Linked DNA regions of Mus musculus: region 2 is linked to region 1. A link is a loop called in an ENCODE intact Hi-C map of the cell type or tissue named here. Cell type or tissue: heart. All regions are shown on one strand. Each heading gives the region's core, and the rest is flanking DNA. Links, peaks and the distances in the headings are about the cores only.

What was found. Hi-C counts contacts between places; a loop is a spot of excess contacts. Peaks named below come from ENCODE experiments on the same cell type or tissue, not always from the same donor. Only the 100,000 strongest peaks of a DNase experiment are listed, where the experiment ranks them.
Region 2: a loop joins it to region 1, with 3 times the contacts of the local background. A loop is called at or near these places in 2 of 42 quality-filtered maps.

The regions. Positions count from the first base shown.
Region 1 is chr3:87,934,321-87,950,359 of GRCm38, reverse strand. It overlaps Isg20l2 (interferon stimulated exonuclease gene 20-like 2), which reads right to left. Exons shown (of 4, transcript NM_177663.4): 3 at 11,586-11,786; 4 at 9,674-11,122. The coding sequence ends at 11,009. It overlaps Crabp2 (cellular retinoic acid binding protein II), which reads right to left and starts at 1,667. Exons shown (of 4, transcript NM_007759.2): 1 at 1,450-1,667. The coding sequence starts at 1,519. In heart, for the core only: no CTCF peak of the experiment used is centred there; a DNase peak (open chromatin) is centred at 5,289; H3K4me3 peaks cover 723 bases; H3K27ac peaks cover 2,587 bases; H3K27me3 peaks cover 2,315 bases.
Region 2 is chr3:87,993,762-88,009,800 of GRCm38, reverse strand. It overlaps Bcan (brevican), which reads left to right and starts at 9,445. Exons shown (of 14, transcript NM_007529.2): 1 at 9,445-9,698; 2 at 11,946-12,056; 3 at 12,445-12,816; 4 at 13,088-13,262; 5 at 13,556-13,683; 6 at 14,098-14,391; 7 at 15,468-15,689. The coding sequence starts at 11,966. In heart, for the core only: no CTCF peak of the experiment used is centred there; a DNase peak (open chromatin) is centred at 12,420; H3K4me3 peaks cover 2,103 bases; H3K27me3 peaks cover 7,709 bases.

The DNA.
Region 1 (16,039 bases), core at 2,968-10,967:
GGCTGTGTTAAGGAGAACCCCGCCTCCCTCAGTCTGCAGAGCTGGGGTCCTGGCTCAGCTGACCTTGGCTGACACAGGCAGTTTGTGTAACAACGGGTCTGTTTGCAATCTACCCCCTAGCAAGTCGCGTGGCTCAGAGAGACCCTGCGGGGAGGACAAACATTCTGAAGGCAGACTGTAGGATTGGGCCTTTCTCTGCAGCTGGAACCCGGGGTGGGGGTGGGGGTGATGCCAGGCTCCCACATCCACTGCAGAGAGGGGCCAGAATTTAGAGCGAATGAGGGAGGAGACAGCAATAGATTTTTCTGAAAATTTCTATTCTCTGATCTTTAATTTCGCAAGGGCGGAGCAAGAAAACTGGGTATGACTCTAAGGATCATTGCGGTTAGCTGACACAAAGAGAATGAACAGCGAGGAAAGATGAGAACAGAGGCCCTACTGCCCTCGCAACATTCTTTTTAGCTCCAGACTCACTCTTATACAGTCCCTAGCTCCTCAAGGGTATCCCCTGCTCCCCACCACAGGGCTCCTCTCCAGTGCAGAAATGGAAGGCATGCTGACCCTTAGGCTCTGGGGTAGTTTCCACTCCCTGGGGCGGTTAACTGCATCTCTCCGCAGATGTCTCTCCTTTCCTATACCTTCTAGCTCAGTCGCATCCTAGAGGGTAGTAGAAGGTGGGTAGGGAAAGTCTGGGTGGTTCCTGTGTTCCCACCCTTGGCTAACAGCCCAGTTGCGCAGGGTGCAGCTGGTCTGTGGCGAGGAGGGAGGCAATCCTAGACTTTCGGAAATGGGGATTGGTGTTTCACACGAGGACATTTGTTGAAATCTAAGAAAGTGGTAATTGTCCAGAGCGATTTTAGGGCTTGGGAGCCGGTTGCTGTAGGAAAATATGTCTCACAGGTGGGGGTGGGGTGGGGTGGGGTGGGGTGGGGAGACTGGAGTGGGAAGTGCAAGGTGTGGGGGAGGGTCGGGGAGCTGAAGTGGTGGACCACCTGGTGGGCGGAGCCAAGTGTTGAGGATAATGGACCTGTCGCCTGGATTGGGTTACTGTTAGGGTACGCGGAAAGATCTTGGAATGTCTCCTAGGGGCTCCCTGCCTGGATTCTGGATTCTTAAAGCTCAGAGCCAGGTGCCCTGGTCAGCAGGTCCAGGCGCCGAGGCTAGCCAACCCCTCCTGAGACTAACCTCGTGCTTCTGGTTTCTACTTGCTTCACAGGCTCTGAGTCACCGTTGAAGCTGGCACTGGTGGGCGCCCAGCCTCAGAAAGTAGGATTTAAGAGTCTTGGGCCTGGTGCCCCAGGACCCAGGGTATCCGGCACGCCCCTTTCCTAGGATGCAGGCTCCCAGGTACATTCCCTGATTCGGCCCCCTTCCGTTTATTCGGCCTCTGCTCTAAAGACCCCAGCGCCCTTCTTGTCCTCCCTTCCCAACTCACGAAAACCTCCTTACCCAGAGCTTTTAGCATTTCCTCAAAGTTTTCCGATCGGATGATCTTCCAGTTGCCAGAAAAGTTAGGCATAGTGGCAGCAAGGTGGCTTTCTCTTTAGATCTTCAACTAGAACACTGGACGCTGAGTCCTTTAGGCTAAAGATACTTTGCTGTCTCCTTTGCAGAACAGATCCTTCCACCTGGGGACCAAGCCGCGTGGAGGACAATTGCACAGCCGCTGGGCGCCAGAGCTCTAGGCTTTTATACCCAGCTGGTGCATGAGGCGGCCCCGCCCCCGCCCCGCCTTCCACACCACCTGGGGGCCCTGCTCTGTGACCACTTCACCCCCATCCTTTCCGGAATCCCTCCTGTTTCTAGAAATGTGGGTGGGTCCAGGGTTCTCCAAGAGCCAAGATACCCTTCTCCCGCATCAGTAGGCGGACCGAGAAGCGTCAGAAGGCAAGAACGGGGTTTGTGCCTCTGGCAAGAACAGGGCACGGCTCTCGCCTGGGTCACGGATGCTCTCTCGGCCTGCAGGGCGAACACAGGTCCCGTTTCACCAGTTCCCTAGTAGTTCTCTACCAGATTTGGTGCTCTGGACAGCTCAGCTCCAGGCATCCGGAGACCCCACTAGCGCAAGAATTGTCCCCCCCCCCCCCCCCCGGCAACCGGCAGTCGAAATGGACTCAATGAAACAGCTCGGAATTCAAGCGTTCTTTTGGGTGACAGGGAGGTGCTGCTCTGTCCTCCACCCCTTGACTCAGCTCTGGGTTCAAGTAGTGCCTGGGGACGCCTGAAGTGAGCACAAGGCAACTCATTCATTCCTCTCCAAGCCCTGGACGGACAATGAAGGGTTAAGCAGGAGCCCCCGGCTCGAGGCTAGAAGGGCAGAGGTCACAGCCAATCACTTGACACGACTCTTTTATTAAGGCGCTTTCTCGGTGGCTACGCTTCCCTGGGCCCCCTGGGCCACAAGGAGGGGGAGAAAGACGCCAAGCGCCCCCCACCACCCCCCACCCCCACCCCGCGGCTTGCCGCGTTGCCTCCGGGGTTGGGGGAAGGCTGACTGTGTGGGGAGGGGGTGGGTCTGAGACGTCCCTATCTAGAGCTGAAAGTGCGGTGAATCAGCCTCTCCGAGGCTGATTTTTACGTGGGTGAAACCCTAGTGGAAAGACAGCGAGACAGCAGAAAGGACAGGAGCGGCCTCGGAGGCACGCGGGTAACCCAAAGCCAGAAACAACGTTGCTCTGTGCTGGAGCTACAAGTGTTTGCCCTTTCTTTGGCATTCGCCCTCAGTCTCCCGGGGCTATCCCCGTAGTCCCCTCAGGATCTCAAACAAGGTCCCTGCCTGGCCCCTTCTCATCTAGGTGGCCAAGGTTGGAACAGGCAGCCCTGACCTGGTGAACTGGGGACTTGGCAGGCTTTGGTTGGGGAGTGGAACTGAGCTGAGGACAGGGCCTGAAGGATTAACCTCACTCAGAGGCCAGACAGTGTCACTCGAGTCAGGTCTTCATCGAGGCAATCCCGAATAATGGGGTGTGGAAAACTTGAGAGGATGAGGGAGGAAGGCTGCCTCTCAGAAGGGCCTCTGGATCGCCGCTCTCCCCACCCCCCACCCCACCACCAACACTCAGAAGGGAGTGGGACAAGTCGGCCTGAGTCTAGGACTCTAAATTTTAAAGCGGAATGCTTATTTGAGGGGCGGGCGCGTAGGAGGCATAGGCTTCTGGAAGAGGAGGCACGTGGGTCTAGCAGTTTCGCCACTGCAGATGCTTAGCTAGGTGGGGAGAAAGGGGAATCTGAAAGCGCTCTGAGTATAGGTTGCAACCTTCCCCGCTTCAGTGCAGCTTTGCTGTAGGTAGGCACAACGGGATGATTTTCAGTTCTGACAGTGAAATCTGGCCTCTAGACGGAGAAATAAGGAGTGGCCTGTGGAAGGAACAACGCAAAAAACAGGAGCCTGATGCTCCACCCCACCCCCACCCCCGCTGTCCCTACTCCCATACCGGTGGTCATTGTGTCCAATTTCTACTTCTCCAGACAGACTCCTGGAGCCCAGGTAGCATTTTCCTTCTTACAAGAGAAAAGGGCAGGCAAGCCCTCTTCCAGGAGCCTTGAGAACCTTACTGATGGTCATGATGATGGGTGAGGACACAGCCTAGGAAGGAAGCCTGGGATGGCAGTTTAGAGGAACCCAGGCCAGGTAGAGAGTCCCACTAAGACTAGAGCCCTGGAGGAAGTTCCCCCAGGTGGGAGTGGATGCCCTAGGCCCACTCCCTTCCTTTTACCCTCACCACCTCCCTCCTCTAGCAACTGGCTAGGATTTCCAGAGACAGAAGGAAGACAAAGGGAAGTGGGACTGGGCGGGGAATTCTTTCCAGATGTGTTTGTGGTTTGGCAGTTCAGGGCCGGAGCTCCTCGCACCCCAACTTTGCTGAATGAGGGAGGGAGGGAGGGGGCAATATGCTAGGGCTAGGGCTTTTGGCCTCCAGCAGCCCTTTTATTCCAGGGGAATCGCAGACATGAGCAGCTGGGAAGAGACACTGAGGGATGAGGGGCCTAGGAGGCGGGCTAGCACAAGTGGATGGGGTATCCAACTAACAAGGGGGCAGGGGCTAGGGCCTCAGAGCTGTTCAATGGGAGGAGCTGCCACCATTAAGAGCCCCAAGCCCAACTACTGGTTTTAATTTCCCACTGGGATCAATAAGGAAAGGAATTTCCCGGTGCCTCTGGTCTTTCAATTATAACCAAATCTGCTGCAGATCTGCCCCAAGTGACCCCATTCCAGTGATCAGAGCCCTCTTGGGGGCCCCTCTCCCGACAGGAGTTGGAGACACAATAGGGAAGCGGAGGCAAGCAGAAGCAAGCGGAGGATGGAGTGGGGAACAGACCAGCGCAGAGTGAGGGACACTCTGGTGCTTTGTTCCATTGTGTGGCTAGGAGGAAGGTGGTCTCAGGCTTAGAGCGGAGGAAGAGAAATGGGCTGAGATGACAGCAAGGAACAAGTTAAAAGGGCTGCAGTATAGGAGACAATTCTACCCTCTATACCCCTTCCATGAGGCCGTGGAGCATGAGGAACCACCCAGTCAGTCCATCACGGAAGAGGCCAGGGTTGACTGGGGATAGGAAGAGCAGCAAAGTCACAGAATCCCTAGCCTCGCCCCCATCAGGACCACAGAGAGAGACTCTGCCAAGGTCGCTACTGGTGGAGGGGTTTGCTCAATGTGGTATTACTATCTCTATTGGGTCAGTAATTGTTGACCTGGACTTCCAAAGTAAAAGCCAGCCAGTTTGGGCTGGAGGAGGAGGTGGTGGTGGTGTTCTGAGCCAGAAGAAAGGCTGGCTGTCATGTATTAGATTTGTGTCTCCTGAGCCCTTACACCCTCAGGACTCTACTTGCAGAGAGCCTAGATCGACAGCCTACCTTTCACTGGGGTCCTCCATGACAAAGGGACTCTTTCTGGTACCTCTGCCTGTCTCCCTGGCTCAGAGACCCAGCCTTTGTCATTGTAGCAGAATGAAGGGCAGTAGAGCCCCAAAGCTGTAAGACAGGGTCAGGGACCTAGAAAGAAAGCAACCTACCTCCCAGAAACATTTGGATGCAGAGTCAGGAAAGAACAGAGGACCCTGAAAACCCTGATTTCCACCCAAAGGTAGAAGATGCTGTGACCTGCAAGGCCAGCCTGGGGTCTGGCAAGGGGAGGCAAATAGGACCAGGAAGACAGTACAGGAGGCTGGAAAGAAACAATAGGAAAGGCTGGGGCAGAAGGAGGGGCTACCACAGGCCAGAAGAGGGTCTGTACAGCACCCAGGCGGGGCCTCTGTTGTTCTTGGCTCTGCCATGCTTTTCCCAGCTCCAGCTGCCAACGCTCTCCTCAGGGCTGGGCTGGGCTGGGCTGGCTGAGCCAGGAAGACAGGAGGGTGGGGTAGGGATGCACTGGCTGAGGACGTGTCCAGACTTAGTCTCAGTCCCCTGCTGGGAGACTGACCTGCAGTTACACTTGGGCTGGCTCTATGGTCTGGTTTCTAGTACTGTACCCACCTGCCACAAACAGTGTCCTGCATTCAGCCCTAGCAGCCAAGGTAGGAGGGATGGGGCTGTGGCCATGGGCAAGCTCAACAGACAGGACAGATAGGTTTTATGGCACATGGGGAAAAGGGCCTGTTCTGAAAAAGACACATGGCTCTGGACAGCCCAGGCTTCTCCAACTCTGCTGCTTTGTCCAGGGCACTGGGGCTGGAGAACCCGCAATCCAGTCACCTCCCTGGTGCTGCTTTTCCTGCCCTCACAGAGAGTTGGGATCTGAAACGCTCCTCTGGTTTCCCATGCCACTGAGATGCTGAGGTTCAGAAGAGATGGAAGCAAGCAGCCCAGAATCCGGGGTCTTCCCCCAACCCTCACCATCTTGAATCAGCAGATAAGCAGGGTCACAAGGCTGCTTTAGAGGTGGAGAGGGATCCGTGGTTAAGAGCACTTGGGCTGTTTTTCCAGACGACCTGGGTTTGAATCCTAGCTCCCACATGGTGACTCACAACCTTTCATAACTCTAGTTCCAGTGGATCTGATGCCCTTTCCTGGCCTTCCTGGGTACCAGGCATGCATTCAGTATACAATATACATGAGGTCAAGCATATACACATAATAAGGCTATAGATTAAAAAAAAAAAAATCCAAGTATCTGGTGCCTTAGTCAGTCCAAGGCCTTGTTCTCCACCTGACTTTCACTTCTATCTCTAAGAGCAAGGCCAGGGAGTGGATAAAAGAGCAGGGTGGGTGAGGGGAAGAGGTCCCTACATTCACCTAGATCTAACACTATGCTCTGGACAGCATGAACAAAATGGGAGAAAGATGTATGAAGTGACAAGTTCTGATTTTCCTCCCTGTGGGCAACAGTTCTGGAAAAAAAAATAGTTCTGTCAAAGCAAAACTAAACTGTCCCACAACCACCCCAAACCCCGACCTCATCTGGTCTATCAGGGTTCCAGGCTGCCTCACTCCCAGTGGGCACTGGGCTGAGGCCCGTGAACTTGTTAGCCCGAGTACGTATGCTATCCAAGTGATGTCTCCAACTCTCTCCTGCCTGCCACTCCTCTAACTTGAGCCAAGCCATCCAAGTGAGAGCTTTGGAACTTGGGACTTAGCAGGAACATTTCCCCGGGGAATCAAAGAGGCCAGTATTTCCTGGATTTTATAGCTGCCAACCATGCTGTCATTCAGTCTTGGTCTCACACCTCTCAAGTCCTGGTAGCACCGGTTCCCCCGTGATCTGGGTTGTCAGTGGTGGGTCTTTCTACTACACTGGTAGCTGGCCCAGAGCCAAAGATGTTCAAGGACCAGGACTCACAAGAACACCTTTCTACCTACTCTGCCAGCCAGCCCAGTATGGGGCAGCCAGGCTGGATTCTCTAGGCGTGGGCTCCAGTTCCCTCCCAGCAGCCTCGGCATGGCACTCCTGCCTTCTTCCTCTTTGAATTATAATCTGGGGCCTCTTATAGATTCTTTTTTGTTTTTTTTTTTTCGAGACAGGGTTTCTCTGTTTAGCCCTGGCTGTCCTGGAACTCACTTTGTAGACCAGGCTGGCCTCGAACTCAGAAATCCACCTGCCTCTGCTTCCTAGGTGCTGGGATTAAAGGTGTGCGCCACCAATAGACTCTTTACAAATAAGTAACCAACTGTGCAGGCTAATTCTATGTCAACTTGACACAGACTAGTATTATCTGAGAAGAATCTCAAGTGAGAAAACGGCTCTGTATGATTGGGCTGTAGGCAGGCCCAGCCCATTGTGATTATGCCATCCCTAGGCTGGTGGTCCTGGGTTCCATAAGAAAGAAGGCAGAAAGCCGGGCATGGTGGCACATACCTTTAATCCCAGCACTCAGGAGGCAGAAGCAGGTGGATTTCTGAGTTCAAGGCCAGCCTGGTCTACAAAGTGAGTTCCAGGACAGCCAGGGCTATACAGAAAAACCAAAAAAAAAAAAAAAAAAAAAAAAAGAAAGAAGGCAGAGCAAGCCAGTAAACAGCATCTCTCCAGTCTCTATATTAGCTTCTGCCTCCAGGTTCCTGCTGTTTGAGTTCCCAGCCTAATTCCCTTCAGGGATGGACAGTAAGTGTGAAGCATAAACCAAATGAACCCTTTTCTTCCCCCAATTTGCTCTTGGCTGTGGTTTCATCATAGCAGTAGTAACCCAAACTAAGACACTTAACTGAGCAGGATTCCATAGGGTGTAATCATAGGGCACGGCCTTTGGGGAACTAGCTGCTCTGGCAGAGATTATTGTGCAGCTTGCTACTCAGAAATGTTGGGCTAGGATCCCAGGCCCTGGACTGAGAAACCTCTTACTCAGGCTAACATTATGCATGCACAAGTCTTCTGATCTATGTCTACCCTAGAGTCTCACTCTGGAGCACTGAAGGTATGTGGGGCCCATTCAATTTGTGTATGTGTGCCTACGTGTTCATAGTGCACACATATGTGCCTGTGCACACATGTGGAGGCCAGAGGTTGATGGTGGGTGTTTTGTTAGAGACAAGGTCTCTCTTCATTGCTTTGGCTGCCCTGGAACTCACTCTGTAGACCAAGCTGGCCTTCAACTCACCGAGACTCCATAGTGAGACCACTTCAAAACCCCAAACCTTATGATCTTCCTATCTCTACCTCACGAGAGCCAAGATTACAGATATGAGCCTCCAAAACCCAGCCTTGCAATGTTGACTAAAAACCTTAGTTCTAGGCTCAGGTCTCTTTCCATCTGCTAAACTTGTCTCAACTACCCAGCTGGCTATCCAGTTGCTCAGGAAGCCAGAAACTACCCACCTTACCTTTCTCAAACCCTTTGTTGGTGAATCCTCCCCTGGGCTTTGTTGAAGTATTCAACACATCTATCCCTCTCTTGTCCCAACCTCCTGATCCTGCTAATGTCACCTACTCTGATACTCACATTCTCCTCCCACTCCACAGATGGCTCACCTCTTGGCCATTCCCCAATGCAGATTCCCTACAGCAGACAGCATTGTCTTTCAAAAATACACACCTGCTCATCTTATTAACCAGCATTAAATCTTGGCTCTAGACAGCAAATGTGTGGCTCAGTGAGGTTTCTTAGCTTTTCTTCTTCAGGGCCAAAGATTTCCATTTCCAGTATCTAACACACCACCCAGTACAGAACAGACGCTGGGTGTAGTGCCCATATTCTGCCAGATACTACTCAGATGCTAACAGCAAGGCAGGGACTTCAGGCCTACTCACCAAACCTGAGTGCCAATGCAACCTCTACATCCTTGGCCTGGGAGAGACACCTTGCCTTTCGGTTAACCTCAATCTCCTCAACTGTTAAGTTAGAATACTGCCTTGAGGGGATGGAGAAATGGCCCGGTGGTTAAGAGCACTGGCTGCTTTTGCAAGAGACCTGGGTTTGATTCCCTGTACCCATGTGAGATCTTACAACTGTCTGTAAACCCAGTTCCAGGGGATCTGATACACCCCAATGGCCTCCATGGGCACCAGGCACACAAGTAGTGCAGTTATACATAGAGGCAAAAAAAATCCCAACCAGCTTTGAGTGACACAGTGCAGCTCAAGGGCTCAGTATAGGGCAGGGCACAGTGAAGCTCTCACGGAGATGGCAGTCTTACCACAGCCACCCTCACCCCCATAATCAATTACCACCCATATAAACCAAGGGTAGAACTCAGGATCTGGTATTAAAACTCCAAGAAGTAAATGATAAAATGAAATCGTGAAGGGACAGGGACACGGCTCCACAGAGTAGGGACAACCATGCTGCAGACCCGTGACTCACCTTCAGGAAACAACGGTGTGTACCACTAAGGAAGAGCTGGCAGGCTGCGTCACCAAGCTCCCTTCCTCCCTTATGTACATGGACTCACTCCACCACATTACCCTGCGCGGCTTAGGGTGTCACTTCAAGTGTGACAGGAAAGCTAAGGCCCTATGTGTGACAAAGGCTTACCAGAGCTTCAAATCATCCAGCAAACAAGGGCTCCAGTGACCCATCCAGAGAGCCTAGAAATCCCCACAGGACTACACAGCCTTCCACACGAAGAGATCTTATTTAATACAAAGCCATAAAGAATCCACTACGTGAGCTGGAGAGGTGGCTCCTCCTAGAGGATCTCCGCCTCCCCGCCAGCACCCACTTCCCAGACTCACAACGGCCTGAAGCTTTAGTTCTGCAGGATCTGACCCCTCTCCTGGACCCTGAAAGCACACACATACACATAAGTAAAATAAAAATAGATCTTTATATGTAAAAAAAAACAAAAAACAAACCCACCAGTTTTCTATTATAAAAATCCATAAAAAGAATCGTATGAACTAAGAGGCTGCATTTGCAAGGTGAAAGGCTGAAAAGGCTGAAAGACGATTAAAACTATACAAATTCTTTTTAAACTAAGTGGAACCTAAATTAAGTAAACACTGTTAGTCAGTGCTATGTAACGTGGCTATAAAATTCAGCAAGCAACCACAAAATTCTTTCCTTCTCTGTTTCTACTTCTCTGACCCAGAGCTTTTTCTATGCACTCAGATTGGTCTTAAACTTTTGATCTCCCTGCCTTGGCCTCCAGAGTCCTGAGATTACAGACCATTATGCTGAGCTCCAATCAGGACTTGTCTGAAAGTGAAAAGATACTGCTATTTACTTTAGAACAAAAAATCCCATAAAATTAAAAGAACCATGCTGGGCGTGGTGGCGCAACACCTTTGATCCCAGCACTCGGGAGGCAGAGGCAGGGGGATTTCTGAGTTTGAGGCCAGCGTGGTCTACAGAGTGAGTTCCAGGACAGCCAGGGCCATACAGAGAAACCCTGTCTCGAAAAACCAAAAAAAATAAAAAAAATAAAAGAACTAGGCACAGTGGTGAACACACACCTGTAGTCCCAGCTACTCTCGGGCCTGAGGAAGAAGTCATCTGAGCCCAAGTGTTTGAGGCCAGCCCTGGCAACTCAATTCCTTTACCCTACTCCCCACCAAAAGGAGACATATCTATGACATGTGTCCCATAGAGAAGGTAGTGTGGGACACTGTTTTCCCTGGTGTGCCTTGCTTCCTCAAAGTCAAGGCTGACTGGCACAAGCACCCTGTGACATGTGGTTAGCACTCTAAAGAAGTAAACAGTTATGGTTCATGACTTTGTATTCCATTCCTTCTACCCTCCCCCACCCCACTGCTGGAGACTGTACCTAGTGGTTTATGCATGCTAGGTAAGTGTTCTAGCGCTGGGCTTTACCCCTGGCCCTCTTTTTATGTTAGGACAGGGTCTCACTGACCTAGAATTAATTCTGTAGTCCAGGCAGACTTTACATCTATAACCTGTTTCAGCCTCCCAAGTATCTGGGATTACAGGTCTGAGCCACCTGCCTGACCTAGAGGTGGGTTTAACATGAAAGCTCTCCTCTTCCATGAGACACTTAACCACACAGTGACCAAAATAGCTGAGATGAAATTTCAATGGGTATTAAGCCTCTGGCCAAGCCCCTCTCCCCAGTGATTCTAGCTTCTGCAGGTGAGAAGCTGGAAGAACTGTGGGTTGGTCTACTGCATGTGTCTCCCTGGGATTGCTAATTTTCTGGAGGATTCTGGGCCAGGTGCTGTTCCCATTCAACTTCAACCAACTTGTACAGCTCCATTGTGGCCTGGGCATCTTCCACCGAGGAATGTCCAGTATTTCCAACCTAAAGGAAAAGAACATGAAGACGAGAACTGTTGCTTTTCCCAGACAACTGGACTCCCTGCATCCCGCTAGTTGTCTATACTTTCTCTTCTATAGTTTATGAGTTGTAGTCACAAGTCTACTAGGGCCCTCCTCCCTAGCACATTTCAGTTTCAACTCCCAGAAGGCCTGCTCATTTGAGTGACGATGCATATGTATCTTACTATTAAGCTCTGCAGAGGCAGGACATTTCAGGTCAAACAGACTGTCTGGGTCTTCTTTCTTAAATGTTCTCTGTGTGACATGTACCCAGAGCTCCATATTCTGTGGCCATGTCCTTGACTGCTGAGCATGTGAAATGCTGAGTGCTCTTCTTTCCCACTGTACCATCTGGCACGGTCTATAAAGCACCCAGGATTTATTATTTCTCCTTGCAGACAGGGCTACCGGGTCACCTTTGGTGGGGGCACTTAGAGAGAAGTTACCTGGATGTCCCGACTCAGGAGCTTCTTGGTGAGATGCTTCAGTGACAAAGTGACATTTTCTGGGCAGTCAGCCTTCCGGTTGAGGAGTGGTATCCGGGAAGTGTCTCTGGTGAGGGACTTGGGATGAAAGTACTGTAGGGCTTTGTAGTCATTGTGAATGGCATGCCCTATCACTACCTTCCCTGAGAGTATCTTCAAGATCTAGAATGGGCACATAAGGAGGTAATGAGAAGCCATACTCAAAGGTGGAGCTCCTTAGATTGTGAAGGCCCAATATGGCCATCACCAACATACCACCCCATCACCTCCACCCTCACCCCATTCTTGAAATGCCCCCTTCCACAACTGTTCCTCCTTCAGAACTCCAGCTCTCCCTTCCCTAGAGAACTGCTATGCAATCCTGTTTGGATCTACATCACCAGAGGTCCCTTACATGTTTAGTAACTTCCATCCCAACAATGGTTATCAGCATTCTCCCATCCCCGAAGAACCTGAGGCCTTGTATATGCCAAGTAAATGCTCTACCACTGACCATTATCCCTAGCTGCTTCCTTCAGTCTCCAATGGGACATAAAGATGCTGATCATGGGGCTGAAGTTAAAGTGTGTACTCTACAAGAGGACTAGAGTTCAGTTCCTGGCACTTATGTAGAGTAACTCAAAACTGCCTGTGACCACAGTTTGAGAGGACCTGACATCCTCGTTGGGTCTCCGAAGGCACTGCACACACATGTAAAACCACATATACACACAACTAAAGATAAATCCTTTAAAAAAAATTAATCACTATGCAAGGTTATATAATCCTACAATTCCAGCACAAAGACAGCTGAGGCAGGCAGACTGAAAGTTACAGAATGAATGGGCTGAGCTACAAGAGACTTCTCGAAAAAAACAGGGTTGGCGGGGCTGTAGAGATGGCTCAGCAATTAAGAGCACTGTCTGCTATTCCAGAGGTGATGAGTTCAATCGCCAGCAACCACACAGTGGCTCACAACCATCTGTAATGGGATCTCATGCCCTCTTCCGGCAAATAAATCTTAAAAAAACAAATTAAAAAAAAAAAGGTGGTGGGGGGTTTAAATCTGGGAATGTGGCTCAGAGTGCTTGCCTAGCATGTGTAAAACCCTGGGTTCCAGCACCACAATAACTGTGCACATTGGCACAGGCCTGTAATCCCTATACTTGGGAGGTCACAGTAGGAAGAACTGAAGTTAAAAGTCATTTTTGGCTCCACAGAAGGTCTGAGACTAGACTGAGATACATGAGGCTAGCCTGGGATATATGAGCACCTGCTCCAAGGTGGTAGGCCAGTAAGATGGACCCCGAAAATAAAGAGTCTTTTTTTTTTTTTTTTTTGGTTTTTCAAGACAGGGTTTCTCTGTGTAGCCCTGACTGTCCTGGAACTCACTTTATAGACCAGGCTGGCCTCGAACTAGAAATCCACCTGCCTCTGCCTCCCAAGTGCTGGGATTAAAGGCGTGCGCCACACTGCCTGGCGAAGATAAAAATTCTTGTCACCACGTTTGATGATCTGCGATGATCCCTGAGACCCACATGAGAGAACCAGCCACCACAAGTCACCCTCTAACCTCTGCACTCATGTCATGACACACTCCATCTTCACAAAATGAGAGAGAAAAAAAGCTAAGAAAGCAAACAAACAATAGCCATTGAAAGAGTAAAGCTGGGGCTGGAGAGATGGCTCAGTGGTTCAGAGCACTGACTGCTCTTCCAGAGGTTCTGAGTTCAATTCCCAGCAACCACATGGTGGCTCACAACCATCTGTAATGAGATCTGATGCCCTCTTCTGGTGTGTCTGAAGACGGCTACGGCGTACTCATATAAATAAAAAAAAAAAAGCTGGGCGTGGTGGCACACGCCTTTAATCCCAGCACTCGGCAGGGGCAGGCGGATTTCTGAGTTTAAGGCCAGCCTGGTCTACAAAGTGAGTTCCAGGACAGCCAGGGCTACACAGAGAAATCCTGTCTTGGAAAAAAAAAAAAAGAGTAAAGCTGTAGATGGGGTTTTCTGGATACTTTTCTTGAAACCAACTAAAGTCTCAGCATTTAAAATCTTACAGGTTCTGCAGGCCATACTCAAAACGGTACTGTGAAAGCAGCAGCAGTCCTGCAGTTTTCAGGGGACCCACTTAGTAAGGCATCTGGGCTCATCTCAGATTCATAACCCCAGCTTAATCAAGGTGAAATTCTTGGTGATGAACACCACACAGTGTGTCTTTGCCCGGGTAGGTTCAACCAACAAGCATCTGCTCTGTGCTCTGCTCAGTCTCCCCCAGCACGCGCTTCATCTTGTCTGGCCCTTAGCTGCCCTCACTGAAGCTGGGCCCTCTCCTACACGTCTACGCAACTGTGCCCTGGCATCTCTTTCCTTTTGTTTTTGAGAAACCCCACTGTGTAGTCCTGGCTCGCTTCAAGTTTAAAGCTCCACCTGCCCCTGCCTCCTCAGTGCTGGGATTAAAGGTGTGCACCAACATGCCTGGTACTTCCTGCCTTTTTAAAAACCCCTAGCTACTTCATCTCTTATAAACTTCCTTCAGTGGACTGTCTGGCATTAAAAGAATCATTGGAGGAGCTGGGGATGTGGCTCAGCTGGCATAGCGCTTGCCTGTCATGATACGGCCTTGGGTTGTATCTGTGCAAACCATGTGTGGTGGCACATGCCTATAATCATAGCACTCAGGAGATAGGTACAAGAGAATCAGAGGACCAAAATAATCCTTAGCTACAAATTCAAAGCCAGCTTGAGCCAGCCTAGGCTACATGAAGCCCTGTCCAAGAAAAAGAATTCCTGAAGTGTGTCTAGAGAAAGCAAATTCCCCAATTGCAAAGCAGAGCAATGGTGCCCTCTGGTGGCCACCCAGCACCAGCAGGTTCTCTACCTTTGGAACTGGTTTTGGGGAGGGAATGTAGGAGTTTAGAGAGGTGGATTAGAGAAGAAGAACTAGAATGCTGCATACAGGGCTCAATGGGCTATTCTGGGGGAATTCTGAAAGAGGATAACGCCAAGAGAAATGCAACAATGAAGGCCTGGCTCATCAGAGCCCAGAGAACTTGAATGAGGCTGAATTAAAAAATAATGGACTGTTTGGCAGAAGATACTTCTACACGGGGTACTGTTCAAGGCTATGTAAAGGCGACTGCTCCCTGTTCTTATCCACATCTACAGTGAGAGAGCAAGTAGGATAGTAAACTAGTGGGGGGGGGGGGAGAACAGTTTGCTGGGGAAAAGACCATATACCATACACTCAAAGTTACAGGCTATGAAAAGTGATGCCGCCACTGGGACAAGGGGTAAAGTGCATAAAGGGCAAGACTCTGCCCACAGGGGAGGAAAAATCACTTCATTTAAATGGAGAAAGCCGAATCAGCACTTAGGAAAGTTCTTAATTAATATTTAATCAGAGTGCCGGGTGTGGTGGCACACACCTTTAATCCTAGCACTTGGAGGCAGAGGCAGGCGAATTTCTGAGTTCAAGGCCAGCCTGGTCTACAGAGTGAGTTCCAGGACAGCCAGGGCTACACAGAGAAACTCTAAAAGTCTCAAAAAAAAAATTTATTCAAAGCAAACAGATGTCCCCACAACTTTAGTTTTAGGGGCCCAGACTACATTTTGAACTGGAAGCAAAACTTTTCTGCAACACGTGGCACTGATTTTTAGGGCATTAAAAAAATGCAAAAAATAAGGGGGTAATGGGGGCTTGCATGAAGGCCATTTAAGGGGAGGTCATGTGTGACAGACAGGAGTGGTGCCCTTTCAAGGAGGCTCCTGCACAAAGCTGTAAAGGTGAAACCTAAGTTACAATGGAGGATCTGGGGCTTTGGAAATGCCAGGACCACAGTGTACTTGTCAAGTACACTACAGGCACAAAGTGAAGCTAGCCCAACAGAGGGGCTCTGTGTGCTACAGGCAGGAGAGCTGCAAGGGCCAGCCTACAGCCTATAGCCTGGCAGTCCAGATAATGTGATGACCAGTGCAGAGTGCTGGACATGGAACTGGAGGCTCTGGTGTTTGCCCCGTTGTCTTTTCCAGCTATGCCATGCATTTCCTCCAAATGCCACAAGGCTTACGGTCCTGGATGCTCTAAGCAAGCCTGGAGGGAGGAGCAAGGCAGCGAGCAATTCCATGGCCTCGTCTTCAGTTCCTGCCTCCAGGTTTCTGCCTTGAATCCTGCTCTGATTTCTTCTTGGACTACAATTGTAAGCTAAAATAAACCCTTCCCTCCCCAAGTTGCTTTTAGTCAAAGTGTTTTTATCACAGCAATAGAACCTCTAAGAGAAGCCAGACAGTGGTGGTGCACACCTTTAATCTCAGCACCTGGGAGGCAGAGGCAGGCGGATTTCTGAGTTCAAGGCCAGCCTGGTCTACAGAGTGAGCCAGGACTATACAAAGAAGCCCTGTCTCAATAAAACCGAAAAGGAAAAAAAAAAGAGA
Region 2 (16,039 bases), core at 5,321-13,320, 57 kb before region 1:
AACCAACAACACAACAATAAAAAACTCAAAACCCTTTTCTATCTGTTATGGAAACTCTTCTGTGTTGGAAATATTTTCAATAGTATTGTTGTTGTTGTTGTTGTTGTTGTTAGACAAGGTTTCTCTGCATAGCCCTGGCTGTCCTGGAACTCAATCTGGAGACCAGAGCTAGCCTAGAACTCACAGAGATCTGCCTGTTTCTGCTTCCTGAATGCTGGGCTTAAAGGTGTATGCCACCACTTTTACTATTTTTTGAGACAGCTCGGCTGTGCTCAGACTGACTCTATAGCTGAAGCTGACCTTGAACTCCTTTCTGACTTCCCCAGTGCTGTGTTACAGATGTGTGTCACTGTGCCTGAGTCTAACCGGTGTTCTCAACTCGGTTGTTGTTTTGAGAACATGGAACTTCTGTGTACTGTTTATAGAAGTGTAACACAGTGTGGTAGCTATGGAAACAGCCAGCTGGCCACTTTAAAAGTGAGAGAGAGAAGAGTGTAGCTCAGTGTTTCCCCAGCATTCATGAACCCCTGGGCTTGGTGATACCCAGCAGCATATAGACCTGGTGATCAGCACACAGCTGGAATTCCGGCTGATGGAGACACAGGTGGAAGGATCAGAGATTCAAGGTCATCCTTGACTGTATAGCCAGTCTGCAGCCAGCATGGTTATACAAGACCGTAGTTTCAGGTCGATGGCTGTGTCAGTATTGTGCTATGCTCAGCCAGTTTCCTCTCCAGGGCACTCATATTCTACCCAGAATTCCTCTAGTGCACCAAATCTCCTCATTTCTGAACTTCAAATGCCGAGTGAGATCTGCAAACATCTGCTAAGTTCTTCCTTGAGTTTTCTTTTCTTCCACAGATACCTTTTCTCTCTCCTTCAGCAGGAAGTAGGACGACTCCAACTCCAGCTGAGTCTTATAGAACCATTGCCTTTATGGTATTCATGGCCTGTCACTGGTGAAAACGTTGCTGTGTGGTCCAAGAAGGCACTTGCTATTCAAGCCGTGGCTACACCACAGGCGCCTGGCTGGAGAAAGGCACTAGACAAGGCAGGTGTTGGGAGGATTCTAGCAGTGCAGTTGTGCGAGGACTCTAACAGTGCAGTGGTGGGAGAATTCTAACACTACTTGAGGTATCCTGTGAAATTGCTGTGTGGATGGAGAGATGGCTCAGAGGTTAAAAGCACTTGTCTTTGCAGAAGACCAGAGTTTGGTCTCCAACACCCACATAGCAGCTTCCATCTCTCCTAGACTCCAGTTTCAGGAGGTCTTGTTCTTTCTTCTGGCCTCCGAGAACACCAGGCACACACTAAGTACATATACATAACATCAGGTAAAACACTCATATACCCCGGGCAGTGGTGGCGCATACCTGTAATCCCAGCACTTGGGAGGCAGAGGCAGGCAGATTTCTGAATTCGAGGCCAGCCTGATCTACAGAGTGAGTTCCAGGACAGCCAGGACTTCACAGAGAAAGCCTATCTCAAAAAACAAAAACAAAACAAAACAAAAAAAAAAAACCCTCATATACATAAAATACAAATGATGAATGGAATCCTTTAAAATTGCTTTCCAAGTTGATAATCACTAAATCTTTTTGCTATAGCTACTAAAAAAGAATTCATTCCATGGGACAGTATATAAGGGACAGGGAGTGAGCAGACAGACAGACAGCACCTCCAATAGCCAATAGCAAGTGAAACGCTTCAACCTAATTGCCAGGCTTTGGTCTCCTGGCTGTACTGTGGGTCTTGAGACATTGCACAAACCAGCTAGTAAATTCCTGGGGCACATAGCATCACTAACATCAATTGCTCCTAGCAATCAATAAACACTGACAAGAAGACAGCAGCAGCATCCCCTTCATCACTTTTCAGCCTCTGGGCCATCAGGATTATCTGGACCACTCGGTGCTTAGATCCCCAAAGGCACTCCTCTGGAGGGCTGGGGCCAGGCATGGTGGCTCACGCCTTTAATCCCAGCACTTGGGAGGCAGAGGCAGGTGGATTTCTGAGTTCGAGGTCAGCCTGGTCTACAAAGTGAGTTCCAGGACAGCCAGGAATATACAGAGAAACCCTGTCTCGAAAAACCAAAAAACAAAAAAAAGAAGGTAGGGCTGGAGAGATGGCCCATCTGTAGTGGGATCTGATGCCCTCTTCTGGTGTGTCTGAAGATTAGCAACAGAGTACCTACATATATAAAATAAATAATATTTAAAATATTAGTTTAATTTAATGTTCTAAAAAGGATAAGGAGAAAATAAAATTTGAATACAATTGTAATCCCAGCTCATGGGAGAGAAGGCTGGATCAGAACTCAAGGTCGTCCTTGGGTTCAGAGCAAGTCCCAAGCCAGGATGAACTACATAGAACCTTACCTAAGGAGGCAGTGGGGATTGCTGGTGATGGCTCAGTAAGTGTTGCTTCACAAACATGAGGACCTAGTTCGGATCCCCAAAACCCGCATGAAGGCCGAGTGAGGTGGCATAGATCTCTGGGCATGAAGCTCCCTGCCAGCCAAGCCAGCCACGACAGTGCTCCAGCTCAGGGAGAGACCGTCTCAAAAAATACGGGGTTGAGAGATAGAGGAAGATGCTCCACATGGACTTCTGGTCCTTACAGCAGTCATACATGAGTGCATACATACATGTGTACACACGAGTAAACACATGCCAGAGATGAGAGGGAAGGAAGAAAGACAAGAAAAAAAAAAAAAAAAAAAACAGAACAAAGCTGAGGTATCCCCCCCCCCCCTCGAGTTTCCCATTCTGGATGTAGCCGAGTGTCCTTGCATTCCTCTGTCCCCTGTAACTATATTTAGGAGTTTGATTAAACTCTATTCACGTTTCCCCACCCCAGGAATAGTCCAAAAAATGACATCATAGGCTTCTCTTTTGCCACACCCGGAGGCAGTCTTCACGATGCTGAGACTGACTGGGCCAGCATGCTGGGGATGCTGTCTGATCCGTTCTTTATGAAGTGCACTATTGGAAGTCTCTTGTGGCTTCTCAAATGACCACAGACTTGATTTAAAACCACAGAGGTCAGAATCAAAGTGTAAGCAGAGATGCGTCTCTGGGGGCAGCTTTCCCTCCCCTAAGTCCACACGCCAGCTCTACCACTGTGGTCACTATGCCTCCTCCTCTTCTGTCTCTCAGAAGGACACGCCTCCATGCAGGCTTCTCAACCTGTGGGTCGCGACCCCTTTGGGAATCAAACGACCCTTTCACAGGGGTTGCATATCAGATACTTACATCACGAGTCATAACAAGCAAAATTAACATTATGAAGTAGCAGTAAAATAATTTTATGGTTGGGGGTCACCACAACATGAGGAACTGTAATAAAGAGTCACAGCATTAGGAAGGTTGGGAACCACTAGCATAGCATTTAGGAAATGCTGCTGCTCTTTCAGAGAACACCACTTCCATTCCAAGCACTCACATGATGACTCACAACCATCTGTAACTCCAGTTGCAGGGGCTCTGTCGCCCCCTTCTGGCATCCTCAGGTACTACATGCACACGGTGCACAGACAAGCAGGCAATACACATTAAAACATACGTATATGTGCAAGAAATAACACCAAGAAGACCCTGCCTAAAAGTAAGTCAATCACAGATTCCAGGAATTAGGAAGGCTACCCTGAAAGCCAATGCTCACGGCTTTCTGTGTGACGGTGGGGTCACTCACAACACACTTCCCCCTCCTTTTGCTGTCCTGAATACAAGCATTCAGATAAGGAGGCTTAGCGTTTGGCCTCTGTCCATGTCCTGGGTAGGGCTCCCCTGAAGTAGGTCTTGAGGTAGGAACAAGTTTGTAGCCTGCTGGGGAAGAGGTGCAAAGTGACTTTTGGACAGGATTAGGGAGGTGGGGCAGAAAGCCACTCAGAGCGCTTACAGGGCGGGAAGGCTCGGAATTCACTGTAGAATCCAGGGAGACCGGATGATTATCTCTGAAAATCCTTTCTCCGAGGCAAAGGAAATCAGCTCCCCTGTGGACTGCAACCACCTTCCTGGAGATTTAAACTGGCACTCCTGTCTTGCCCTTGACCCAGACAGGTACCCTCAGCAGAGCAAAACCTCCCAAAAACCCAGATGGTGGCAAGAAACTTCTTGTGAAGGTGAGTGCTGAAGGACACGGGTCATAGCCCTGCTGGAGCCTCCGTGCCTCATGCTGACTCCATCTGTCTTGTCCCTGACACTTCAAGGTGGTGGCCTGCTGTAAGCACCTTACCACAGTGAGGTGGCAGAATCGCACTCTGCAGTTCAGGCTGGTCTGGAACTCTCTCTGTGAATCCGGCTGGTCTTCAACTCATGGGGATCTACCTCCTGAGCGCTGGGCTTACAGACTTGTGTCGCCAGATCTGACAACTCTAATTGATTTTCATTTTTAAAAAAGATTTATTTATTTATTTTATGTGAGTATACTGTCGCTGTCTTCAGACATACCAGAAGAGGGCATTGGATCCCATTACAGATGGTGGTGAGCCATCTACCTCCCAAGTGCTGGAATTAAAGATTTGAGCCACCATGCCCTGCCCAACAACACATATCTCAAAAATAAGGTGGAGAGACATAGAGGAAAACTTAATATTGACCATTGACTTCTGTACATCCACACATATGCACATATACAGGCACACATAGGCATTCTGACACAAACATGCATACATTGCTACACATGACTGTCCTCTGAGCCAATTACTCTTCCTGATGTTCCTGTTGGCCCTGGTCTCTCCTGCTGACACATGCAGGTTCCGTTGAGGCCTGGCTGTTCCTGCTAAGTCATGCCACCACTGCTGCTATCCCAACTCTACCTGACTGGACTGCTGGTGTATCCTTGAAGTGTTTGCAAGTGGACCAAGCTGCCACTGCTGACCTGTGAACTGAACCGCTGATTTCCTGATTTCCTCCGAAGAACCATTTCTAAACAGGTCCACTTCCCCTGTATCCTTTCTTTTTTTTTTTAAGATTTATTTATTTATTATATGTAAGTACACTGTAGCTGTCTTCAGACGCACCAGAAGAGGGAGTCAGATCTCCTTACGGATGGTTGTGAGCCACCATGTGGTTGCTGGGATTTGAACTCGGGACCTTTAGAAGAGCAGTTGGGTGCTCTTACCCACTGAGCCATCTCACCAGCCCTCTTTTTTTTTAAGCAATTAATTTATTTACTTTATATGAGTGCCCTATCTGCACATACATGTATGTCAGAAGAAGACATCAGATCACACTACAGATGGTTTTGAGCCACCATGTGGTTGCTGGGAATTGAACTCAGGACCTCCAGAAGAGCAGACAGTGCTCTTAACTGCTGAGCCATCTCTCCAGCCCATATCCTTACTTTTACACTACCTGTGGTGGATGGTACGATTAAAAAGTGGTTAAAGTGTTTAAGAACCATGATTAAAAGCACTCGGGAGGCAGAGGCAGGTGGATTTTTGAGTTTGAGGCCAGCCTGGTCTACAAAGTGAGTTCCAGGACAGCCAGGGCTATACAGAGAAACCCTGTTTCTAAAACAAAACAAAAAAACCCTTAAAGTTACAGTTTGTCATTGGGACAGTGGGGGAGGGGGAGGTGTTTATATGTCTCCCCTAGGAAAGAATTTTAGCAATACACACACAAACATGTACACACACAAAAGAGAGAGAAAGCAAAAAAGGAGGGAGGGAAGAAGGGAAAAGAGAAAGAAAAGGACAGCGTGAGTGTGCTGGGTTGGCAGCTCCCGGCACTTGAAGAGCCAGTCCACTGTAAAGTGAACCCCTTGCTTGTGAGCCATGATTGAAGGGACCTTGCAAGGGCTCATCATTTCCTTTGTGCCCTGGACATCGGGGCTGGCCTAGGTGCTTGGTCAGGACAGGCAAATCTGGCTCAAGATAAGCACCGGTGAAGCGTCTGTTCCCCTCCAGATCAATGTGCCCCAACGTAGCTGGTGGGTCTCAAGGACCCAGGCAGGCTTCCAGCACCCACCGAGCACAGAAGCAGCCCTGGTGAGGAGCTAGTCCTGCTGAGGAGGACCAGCAGGGTCTCCACAATCACCACCTTTGGTAACTCTGTTCATGAGCCCACAGTGCATGCCCTGACATGGGCACAAAGGCTGGCTGTTCCTTCGCTCCCTTCTGAAATGGGATTGACCTGACCATCCACAAAGTGCTGGGTTACAAGCATTGCTGGGGTGGGGGGCTGCAGAGGGGAATCTGCTGTTAAGAGTGCTTGCTTTGCTGGCTGTGGTGGTGCACACCTTTCATCACAGCACTCAGGAAGCTGAGGCAGGCAGATCTCTGTGGGTTCATGGCCAGCCTGGCCTGCATAATGAGTTCCAGAACAGTCAGGTCTACATAGAGATCTTGTCTCCAAAAAAGACCAAAACAAAACAAAAGCACTTGCTGATCTTGCCGAGGACCTGAGTTCAGTTCCCAGCACTCACTAGGATGGCTCACAACCACCTGTAACCCCAGATCCAGGGGAGCCAATGCCCTTTCCTGGGCCCCATGGGCACCTGCACACATAGAGATAAAAATAAAATAGGGGGCTGGTGAGATGGCTCAGCAGTTAAGAACACTGACTGCTCTTCCAAAGGTCCTGAGTTCAAATCCCAGCAACCACATGGTGGCTCACAAACATCTGTATGGCTACAGTGTACTCATATACATAAAATAAATAAATAAATCTTAAAAATAAAATAAAAACCACGTACATGCTCTAACATAAGACCGCTCAACAATGTGTTGGCACCATCTTACATGTGGAGAAACTGAGAGAAGGTGCATGCCCCAACACCACAGAGGAGTGAGCCTGCAGGGAAGGTGATGCACACCTCTGGTACCTCTAGTGATCTCCTCTGAGCCTGCCCCTGGTGGCCGATACTCAGCTGCAGATCCAGCTCCAGGCCACAGCTGTGCCATCTCTCAGAACCACCCCCTGGCATTTCTAAGCTTTGCTATGCTTCCTGGCCCCCTTCTGAGACTATCAAAGCCCCCATTCTCTGAGCACAGCTGTGCCAGCACTGGGCCCCTCCCAGCCAAGAAGCCAGGTGTCTGGGCCTTGAGGGGGCTGGCTGCCAATGCAGGAGAGGGCGCGAGTCTGAACAGCCCTCCAGCGGCCACTTCAGATGGGCGCACAGTAAGAGCCAACACCGAAGAGGGGTGTTTGGGAGGCGGGAGCTTTGCGAGCAGCGTGGGTTCTCACCTTGGGCCACAGCTTTGGCCTGTGTGGAAGCTATTGCCCTGGGAAAGCGGGAGGAGATTGCTGGTTCTTCAAGAGAGCCTGGAAAAGTCTCCAGGGCAGGCTGGGAGGCAGCCAGCTGCACCACGTGGGGACAGGGCAGGCGAGCCGCCACTGCCTGGCTTTCTCCAAGCTCGCCTTCCTCCTCCCTCTTTTCCTGAGCCCTTGGTGCAGCAGTCCTGGGCAGGCCACTTCTGATTCAACCGGCTGACCCTTGTGACACCGCCGTTTACCATTTGGCATCTAGAAGACCCTTGTGGCTATGAGAACTGTCATGCCCTGTTGCTAGGACACGGGTTTGCACACGAAAGCCGCCATTCTGGGCTCTGTTGGCTTCCAGTGCCAAGATCTCTGTCTAAGATCTAAAGGGGATGCAAGGAGCAGGCCAGGGTCCAGGAGCACCTCAGATGGAGAACAGAAATGAGCAGAGTCCTTTGGCTATGAGTCAAGATGCCAGACTCCATAATTGGGGAAAAGGTACCTATCAGCAATGGCTAGAGTTGTGTGGGTGTACCTCGATGCAAATGTCCCCAGCTGGAAAAAAGGGGGGCCTTTATAATGCCCATCTTTTATAGAAAGGGGCCCCTCTCAAAGACTCAGTCCCCATGGGCTGCTGAGCCCCTAACCAGACCTCATAAGGCTGTGAATGACAAAGAATAGGATTCCACAGGAGTGGTGGGGACCCTGCTTGGTTGATCAGAAGAGGCCAAGGCATTCCTGGCAGATGGCTGCCTACTGGCTCCACTGGCCCCAGGATTCTTTTCCCCTTCCCCCGGGTTGTGCACATTGGTAACTCTGAGCTGGGGGCGGGGGCGGGGGGTATCTCTTTCCTGTCTTCCTTGGTCACAGTCAGGTTTTCCCAGGCAAAAATTGTGTTATATCCAAGACAGCAACTGGGCTGAACTGCAGCCCCTTGGTTTCTTTCCTAGCTCCACCTGGGAGACCTGCAGGGCATGGAGCCCATGTGTTGGTGAGCCATGCAGGTGCAACCCAGAGCTGGCACCCAGCACCTCAGAGTCCTTCCCAACTGGTGACTCCCCCAGTCTTAGGGCCCCAGACAGGGCCTGGTACATAGATGACTTGTGGGTCAAGCTTAAGGAATGAATAAATGAAGGCCTCCTGTGCAGCTTCTTCAGGGGCCCCTTTCTCCTTTCTGCTGGCACCACTGCCTGGTAGTTTTCTCCCTGCGTGACTCTGCCCTGGGTTTCAAGGTCCTTCTGTCCTGTCCTTACAGTGGGCGGCATTAGCTGGAGTCCTCTCTTTAAACTTGTAAGGCTTTGGAGAGGAGTTTGTTTTTTTCCAGAGGTTCTGAAGGCGTTTTTTTTTTTTTTTGTTTTGTTTTGTTTTTTGGTTTTGTTTTGTTTTGTTTTTTTGGAACTCCATCCAAGGCAGGGGGTGGGGCGTGATTAGGAAACTGTTCCCTGAGTTGGGGGTGAAGGTGTCTGCAGACAGTCGGCATTTGGGGATCTAGAAATGGTAAGGTCACAGCCCCCACACCGGCCTTGAGGACAAGGATCTGGCTGAGTGGCCTACAGCTGGTGCCAAGGCTTTGCCTGGAGTCGCAAGCAAGAGGAGGAAAGTGGGAAGCCTGGGAAAGCAGGGAGAAGCAGCGGGTGAAGTGGGGGTGGGGGACAGCTGGCAGTCCTCGAGGCCCACCCCCAGGCTCCTGGCTGCACACTGGGCAGCCCAGCCGAGGCTAGCAGGCTCTCCTGCACACATTGATCTGCAACCTGTGACGCCTGCTCCATCACTCACTGTACCACTTGATACCGCGCGCCTAGACTCTCTTGACTTGGGTTGCCTAACCCGTAGTTCTGCGAGTCGACCTCCACCTGGTCAACCACTGCAAAGTCAGCTCCTCCGCCGGGGAGGGAGAGGAGCACCGGGGGAGCACAGCCCGATCAAAGCTTCCTCAAGAGGGATGGCTGTGGTCATCTGCCTTTTCTCTGGCCTGAGAAAAGGACTTCCCCTTTTCACCCAGCAGTGCCCTCTTTCCCGGGGCAAAGCTCCTGTCGTCCCTCCATCCTCTGCGCGACTAAGTTTGAGCCGGTCTTCCTCCCTTTAACCAATGAGAAGTCCCTCCCGTGTTCTAACTCTCCATCCTGCGTCGCCACAGCGCCCTCCATCGCTCCCTCCCCGCCCCTTCTGCCCTCCCCGCTGCAAGTCTTGGGCTCCCGTCCGCGGAACCTTGTCCTACTTCGCTTGTCCTCCCTCTGCCCGCTGTCGCCCGGAACCCGCACAGAGAAGGCAGCGGGTCCCGTGACCGCGCAGAGCCCCCCACGGGGGCGGCAAGGGCCGGGGACGGCGGGGAAGGCGGGGCGCGTGGGAAGAAAGGGGGTTTTGTGAGGCTCCCGGCGAGCTGGCGCCCCTGTCTGGGTCCCGCGCGCCCGGCCCTGCTCGCGCCCGCGCATTGCGCCGCAGTCTCGGCTGCGGCTGCGGGACGTGCGGTGTGCGCGGAGGGGACCTCGCAAGGTGAGTGCGGAGGCCTGGCCCTATCGGTCGCTTGCTTGCTTGCTGTGTGACCTTGGGTAAGTTTCTTGACCTCTCTGAGCCAAAGGATCCGGGCGAGGGCGAGAGCGGGCCGCGATACTGGCTGCTGTGGGCGACCGAGACAGTGACCCACCGTAGCTTCCTGGGGTCCCCAGGCACTCGGGGGTGCGGTCGGCAGCGGCGCCTCTCTGAAGGTGGGCGCGCAGCGCTCTGTGCCGGCTTCGGCACCCTGAGCCACGCGTCTGCTCGCTCACTGTCCTCGCCGCGCAGCCTTCAGGAGCCAGGGGACGTCTGGGCTGCGGAGCGACTAAGGATGCCCGGGCTGGAGACGACAGGGGACTGCTGAGCTCCGGTCCTTGTGGTGGCTTTCCTCCGGGAAGTGTCACAGTAGCCACTCTTGGCCACTTGGATCAAAAATTCATGTCTCAGGGCAGTCGGATCCTCTGGCCTCAGGCTTCCTTCCTCATCCCGTGCTGCCCCAACACGGGTAAAAGAGGTAGCCACAGGGCCGGGCGGGCGTGTGAGTAGCTCCTGCTCCCAGCCTCCCCTCCTCAGAACGCTCCAGCACCTGGCTTACTTGCCAGCGGTAACCCGAGTGACTGCTCGCCCGGCCCGCTGCACAGCACAGGCCAGAGCGCTGCTTAGCAGGGGAGTCTGTCCTGGGAGGATCTAGGAGGACCGCTTAGGCTCAGGCTAGCGACTATGAAGGCAGACCGAGTGGGAGATGGAGCCAGTGAGAATAGGTATGGTCGGTAGGAAATCTTGCCTGACGTTGTAACTGACCCCCGGCTGCATCATTAGCCATGTAGTCCTGGGTCCCCGAATACTCCCAAGTCTGACTCTTTACAGAGTGTGTTCATTATCTGTGCAGCTTTCCTTCCTGAGGGCACAGTGACCTGGCTCCCGGTTTGGCTCAGAGTTAGCTCTAACCCTCTCTGGTCATCCACCTCACTTTCCCCGTGAGCCTGTATGCGCAATGAGATCTCAGAAAGAGAAACTGTTTCCAGAGCTGAGGGCCAGGGCGGGGGGGGGGGGGGGACGACTGGCCTCTCCCTGTACCCTTCTCCAGTACACTCCAAGTTGTAGGCTTTCACAAAAGATGGGTGGGGGAAGGAGCAACTGGATAGAGGCCAGACTGGCAGGGACAGGGTCTTTGTCCCAGCTGGCTTCTGAGCCAGGAGATCCGGTGGGAAAGCCCGTGCCAGGCAGAGGGGAATGGCTGAGAGCAAAGTGGGAGGGAGGGAGGGATGGAGGGGGCAGAGGATGTTGGGCACCAGGGGAGCTTCCTTACAAGTCCTGGTGGAGAGGAAGCAGAGGGAGAAGCCGCTGTTTCAGCAGGGTTCAGTCTAGGAGGCCCTCCTGGAAGAGGAAGGGTTAGGAAGGGAAGGTTGGAGCTTTACTGTGGGGGAAAGAAACTCCTGGTTGGCACCTGAGGGCGGGGAGGGGGGTGTTTGCCAAGGGGGTGAAGTAGGACCATAGTTGCGCTCCCAACCCCACCCCTGCGTCTGTGGGTTTGAGTCTCCAACCCCTAGAGGCTGCCTGGACCTGCAGGTGCCCAAGTCCCTCACACAGAATGATGTCTTTGCATCTCACCTACGCATGTCTTTCATACACAGGAACCCGTCTCTAGGTGACTTATAATTCCTAAGTATATGCATGCTGTTTAGGGAACAGTGACAAAAACCTCTGTATGTGTTCAGAACAGACTCTTTTTTTTTTCCTGCATGTTTGACGAGTAGCTGGTTTGGATGCATAGATTTTGAATACACGTGCACAGAGAGCTGATTACGCAGTACCACCAGCCACTGTGTTACAAGTATTCGCTGGCATCTGTTATGTGTCTGTTGCTGGCCTATGCACAGGGCATTTTCTGTCGTAGATTATAAATAGGTAAGTAGGTAATAGACAGTGGCAACTGTGTGTAGATGACAGCTAGACAGGTAGACAGACAGACAGATCACTCAAGCATACAGCCCCATCAAAATGCGTAAGGTGCTAATGATGGTGCTTCCCCCCCCCCCCCCCCAGTTAAGAAGACACAGACTCAGAGAGGGTAAGGAACTTGGCTTAGGTCACACAGTGAGTTGACTGGGCACACCTCTTGGTGCTTGGAGATAGGAATCAGAAACAGAGTTAGGGGTGATTCTAGTATGTGCTACCTGCATGGTGGGACAGAGAACGGAGGAAGTCCGTTCCGCAGTCTAACAACTTTCCTCTTTCCTCTTCAAGTTCTTCCATCAGTGTGCAGAATGATTCCACTGCTTCTGTCCCTGCTGGCCGCTCTGGTCCTGACCCAAGCCCCTGCCGCCCTCGCTGATGACCTGAAAGAAGACAGCTCGGGTGAGTAAGCATCCAGAGGACCATGTCTCTGCTGCATCTTTCTCAGGACAGAGGGCTGTCTCGGTTTAGCCCCAGCTACATGCTTCCAGCCTAGGCACACGGAAGGAGATGTGGAAGTGCTGTGGGCAAGGGCTGGAGCCAACTGCAAAATAGGGATGAATTGGGAACCCTAGTAAGTAGGGGAGTCTTGGGGGTCAGAGTTGCAAAGGAGCACGAGGCAGGAGGCTAAGGGTAGAGGATCAAATTCAGGACCCTGGGCAGTGCTCAGCACCCTGAGCTGGGCAGTGCACCCCAGGCGCCTTGGATCGAGGGGCGGGGCTTGGAGCCAAGCGCACAGGCGCACTACGTCCTGCGTCTGGCTGCAGCCGGCTTTGACCCCTGTCCACAGAGGATCGAGCCTTCCGCGTGCGCATCGGTGCCACGCAGCTGCGGGGCGTGCTGGGCGGTGCCCTGGCCATCCCATGCCACGTCCACCACCTGCGGCCGCCGCACAGTCGCCGGGCCGCGCCGGGTTTTCCCCGGGTCAAGTGGACCTTCCTGTCCGGGGACCGGGAGGTAGAGGTACTGGTGGCTCGTGGGCTGCGCGTCAAGGTAAACGAAGCCTACCGGTTCCGCGTGGCGCTGCCTGCCTACCCCGCATCGCTCACGGATGTGTCTCTAGTATTGAGCGAACTGCGGCCCAATGATTCCGGGGTCTATCGCTGCGAGGTCCAGCACGGTATCGACGACAGCAGTGATGCTGTGGAGGTCAAGGTCAAAGGTGAGAGGAGAGTGAGATCCCTAGAGAAAGGGAGGAAAGGACTCAGGCCCCCCTCCCCCCGCAAGGAGTTGATTGTGAGGCGGCTTAGCAAACCCTGCAGGGGAAAGGCACAGGGTGAATAGGGGGCCAGAGATGTGGGGGGAGACAGTCCCACAAGCTGTAACAGGAGCACAATCGGACTTTAACTTTTGTGAACAGGAAGTGACAGAAGAGAGGGGGAGGTCAGTGTGCTGGTGGTCCGGCCAACTCAGGAGTTATTTCTTCTCCGCAGGGGTCGTCTTCCTCTACAGAGAGGGCTCTGCGCGCTATGCTTTCTCCTTTGCTGGAGCCCAGGAAGCCTGCGCTCGCATAGGAGCCCGAATCGCCACCCCGGAGCAGCTCTATGCTGCCTACCTCGGCGGCTATGAGCAGTGTGATGCAGGCTGGCTGTCCGACCAAACTGTGAGGTGGGCTGGGGATGTAGACCAGGAACTCCTGGTCACATCGGGATGCTTGCTACCTCCTCCCTCCATCGAAGTTCCTCAGGATTCCCTGCCTCTGGAAAGAAAATTGGTCTGCAGCTCTGCCTGGGCCTTACTTTCCTGCATCCTGACATCACACACACACACACACACACACACACACACACACACACAGCAGCAGCAGCAGCAGCAGCAGCAGCAGCAGCAGCAGCAGGGTTGACATGGGACAGCCTTCTGGGGTGGAAGATGCCAGGCATTAGCCTCTTCCTCTCTCTTAGGTACCCCATCCAGAACCCACGAGAGGCCTGCTCTGGAGACATGGATGGCTATCCTGGCGTGCGGAACTACGGAGTGGTGGGTCCTGATGATCTCTATGATGTCTACTGTTATGCCGAAGACCTAAATGGTAATTGGGAGTGACAAGCCCTTCTGCAACATGGCCCTTGGTTTCTTCTAGGTCCTCCACTAGACTTCACATGTCTAAGAGGACAGGCAAATTAGGCAGGCACTTAACGCACGCCTCCAAACACTGTCCCAGAGGCAAGCCTCTGAGCAGACCTAGCAAATAGCAGACAGAGGGGTGGGGGCGGGGCCGGGGTGGGGGTGGTGAGTTTCAGCAGAGTCCTGTAGAGCGAGGAACTGGGGCCAGGCTCTCTAAGTACTAATTTTCATCTTGGGTTTCATGCAGACTTTGGTACTATCAGGTGGGCAAGGTGACCCCCCCACACACACCAGGAATGAGCTTGCCTAGGAACGTTTAAACGTCTAGGGTGGAAGTACTGCCAACTGCCTGATGACCCAGCTCCTCTTTTACACTCAGGAGAACTGTTCCTAGGCGCCCCTCCCAGCAAGCTGACATGGGAGGAGGCTCGGGACTACTGTCTGGAACGTGGTGCACAGATCGCTAGCACAGGCCAGCTGTACGCAGCCTGGAATGGTGGCCTGGACAGATGTAGCCCTGGCTGGCTGGCTGATGGCAGCGTGCGCTATCCCATCATCACACCCAGCCAACGCTGTGGGGGCGGCCTGCCAGGAGTCAAGACCCTCTTCCTCTTTCCCAACCAGACTGGCTTCCCCAGCAAGCAGAACCGCTTCAATGTCTACTGCTTCCGAGGTGAGTGGCCTCTGCAGCAGTCAGTGCCAGGCCTGGAATTCAAGCCCTCACCATCTTCTTGGTCATTTGCCCTCAGTAATCTGTATTAGCTTCCTCAATCCTTGTGCCTGTCAGCATATTGGCCAACAGAGGTAGCTGACATTTTTTTCACTTCCATGAACCAACTGTTCTGTGCTTCAGTGAACAAAATGCACGTGGGAGTGGAACGCTCCTTAGAATGTTCCAGATCCTACAGCTTATGGGTGACAGGACTTTCAACACTGCGTGTTGAGGAGGGGACAGAGGGTGGTACTAGGAAGCCAGATGAGTGCAGACTCTGAGCCAAGCACTTTGTTCTGAAAGAAGCAGTAAGAGGCATGACTGTGGAGGGACAAGGAGGGGAGATGAAGGACAGATGTAGGTTTGCTGGTCTGTGGTGACCTGGGCAAGGGTCACTGGAACAGGTCATACAGTCCTGTCTGTCCTGCCTAGAGATAGCTCTCTGGGCTTCTCTTGGCCCAACTCTACGTTGGAGTCATTGGTTCTCTGCTCTGTGTTCCCTCCCCAGAGGATGAGGTAATTCACTCTGAGCCACTGAGCATCACACCCAGAAAGTGGTCCCTTCCCTTTCCTTAGCCATAGCTGAGCTCCAAGCTCCTCAGATAGTGACCACTGAGCACTCTTCCTGGGGATGGAGTCTCTACCCTTCTCCACACAAGCCTAGCCTGCACGGTACAGAGCCTGCTCCATCCACCCACTCTGTATTCACACTTAAAGGAGCAGCTCACTCAGCCTTTCTAGACCCATCTGAAGGAAAGTGAGCCTCCACTTCATCTCACTGCTTCTCAAGTGCCTTTCTATTGTGCAATGTGTTTATTGCCTATGCCTATTTTCTTCAGGTTTCCCTAGCGTTCTCTATACCATACTCAGAGAAAGCTTGGCCTAAAACTAGAAGGCACTCCATTAGCACTCGAGGGATGGGTGAAGCACATTCCAGGGCCTGTAGAGGTCTAGCCTAGAGGCTCAGACGCAGCCCACACCCTGGGAGGATTCAAATGCACACTTAGCTTCTCACTGGCCTTTTCCTCTTGCCACAGACTCTGCCCATCCCTCTGCTTCCTCTGAGGCCTCTAGCCCAGCCTCAGATGGACTTGAGGCCATTGTCACAGTGACAGAAAAGCTGGAGGAACTGCAGCTGCCTCAGGAAGCGATGGAGAGCGAGTCTCGTGGGGCCATCTACTCCATCCCCATCTCAGAAGATGGGGGAGGAGGAAGCTCCACCCCAGAAGACCCAGCAGAGGCCCCCAGGACTCCGCTAGGTAACTGGAAGCCTTTGCCTTGGGTTCTCACTACCTGAGAGAAGTTGGGGGTAGGAGGGCAAGCCCAAGTGGTCACTAGGGTCATGACTGACATAATTCTGCCTTAGGTATCTCTCCTATCACCCTCCCAAATTTTTTATTCAAGTAAATTCCACACCCAATTCTCTTTAACTAGAGAAACTTGTGTTTAGAGGGTGCTCTCTGGGAAGGAAATATATTCCTTACCCCAAGATTGGAAAATGTTGGCAGACTGGGAGAGGGAGATGCAACAGCCTTTTCTGACCCAGTAAGAGGCAGTTTGCAGAGCCCTTCAATGCGTAGGCCAGGTCAGAGTTCTTCCAGACAGGCAA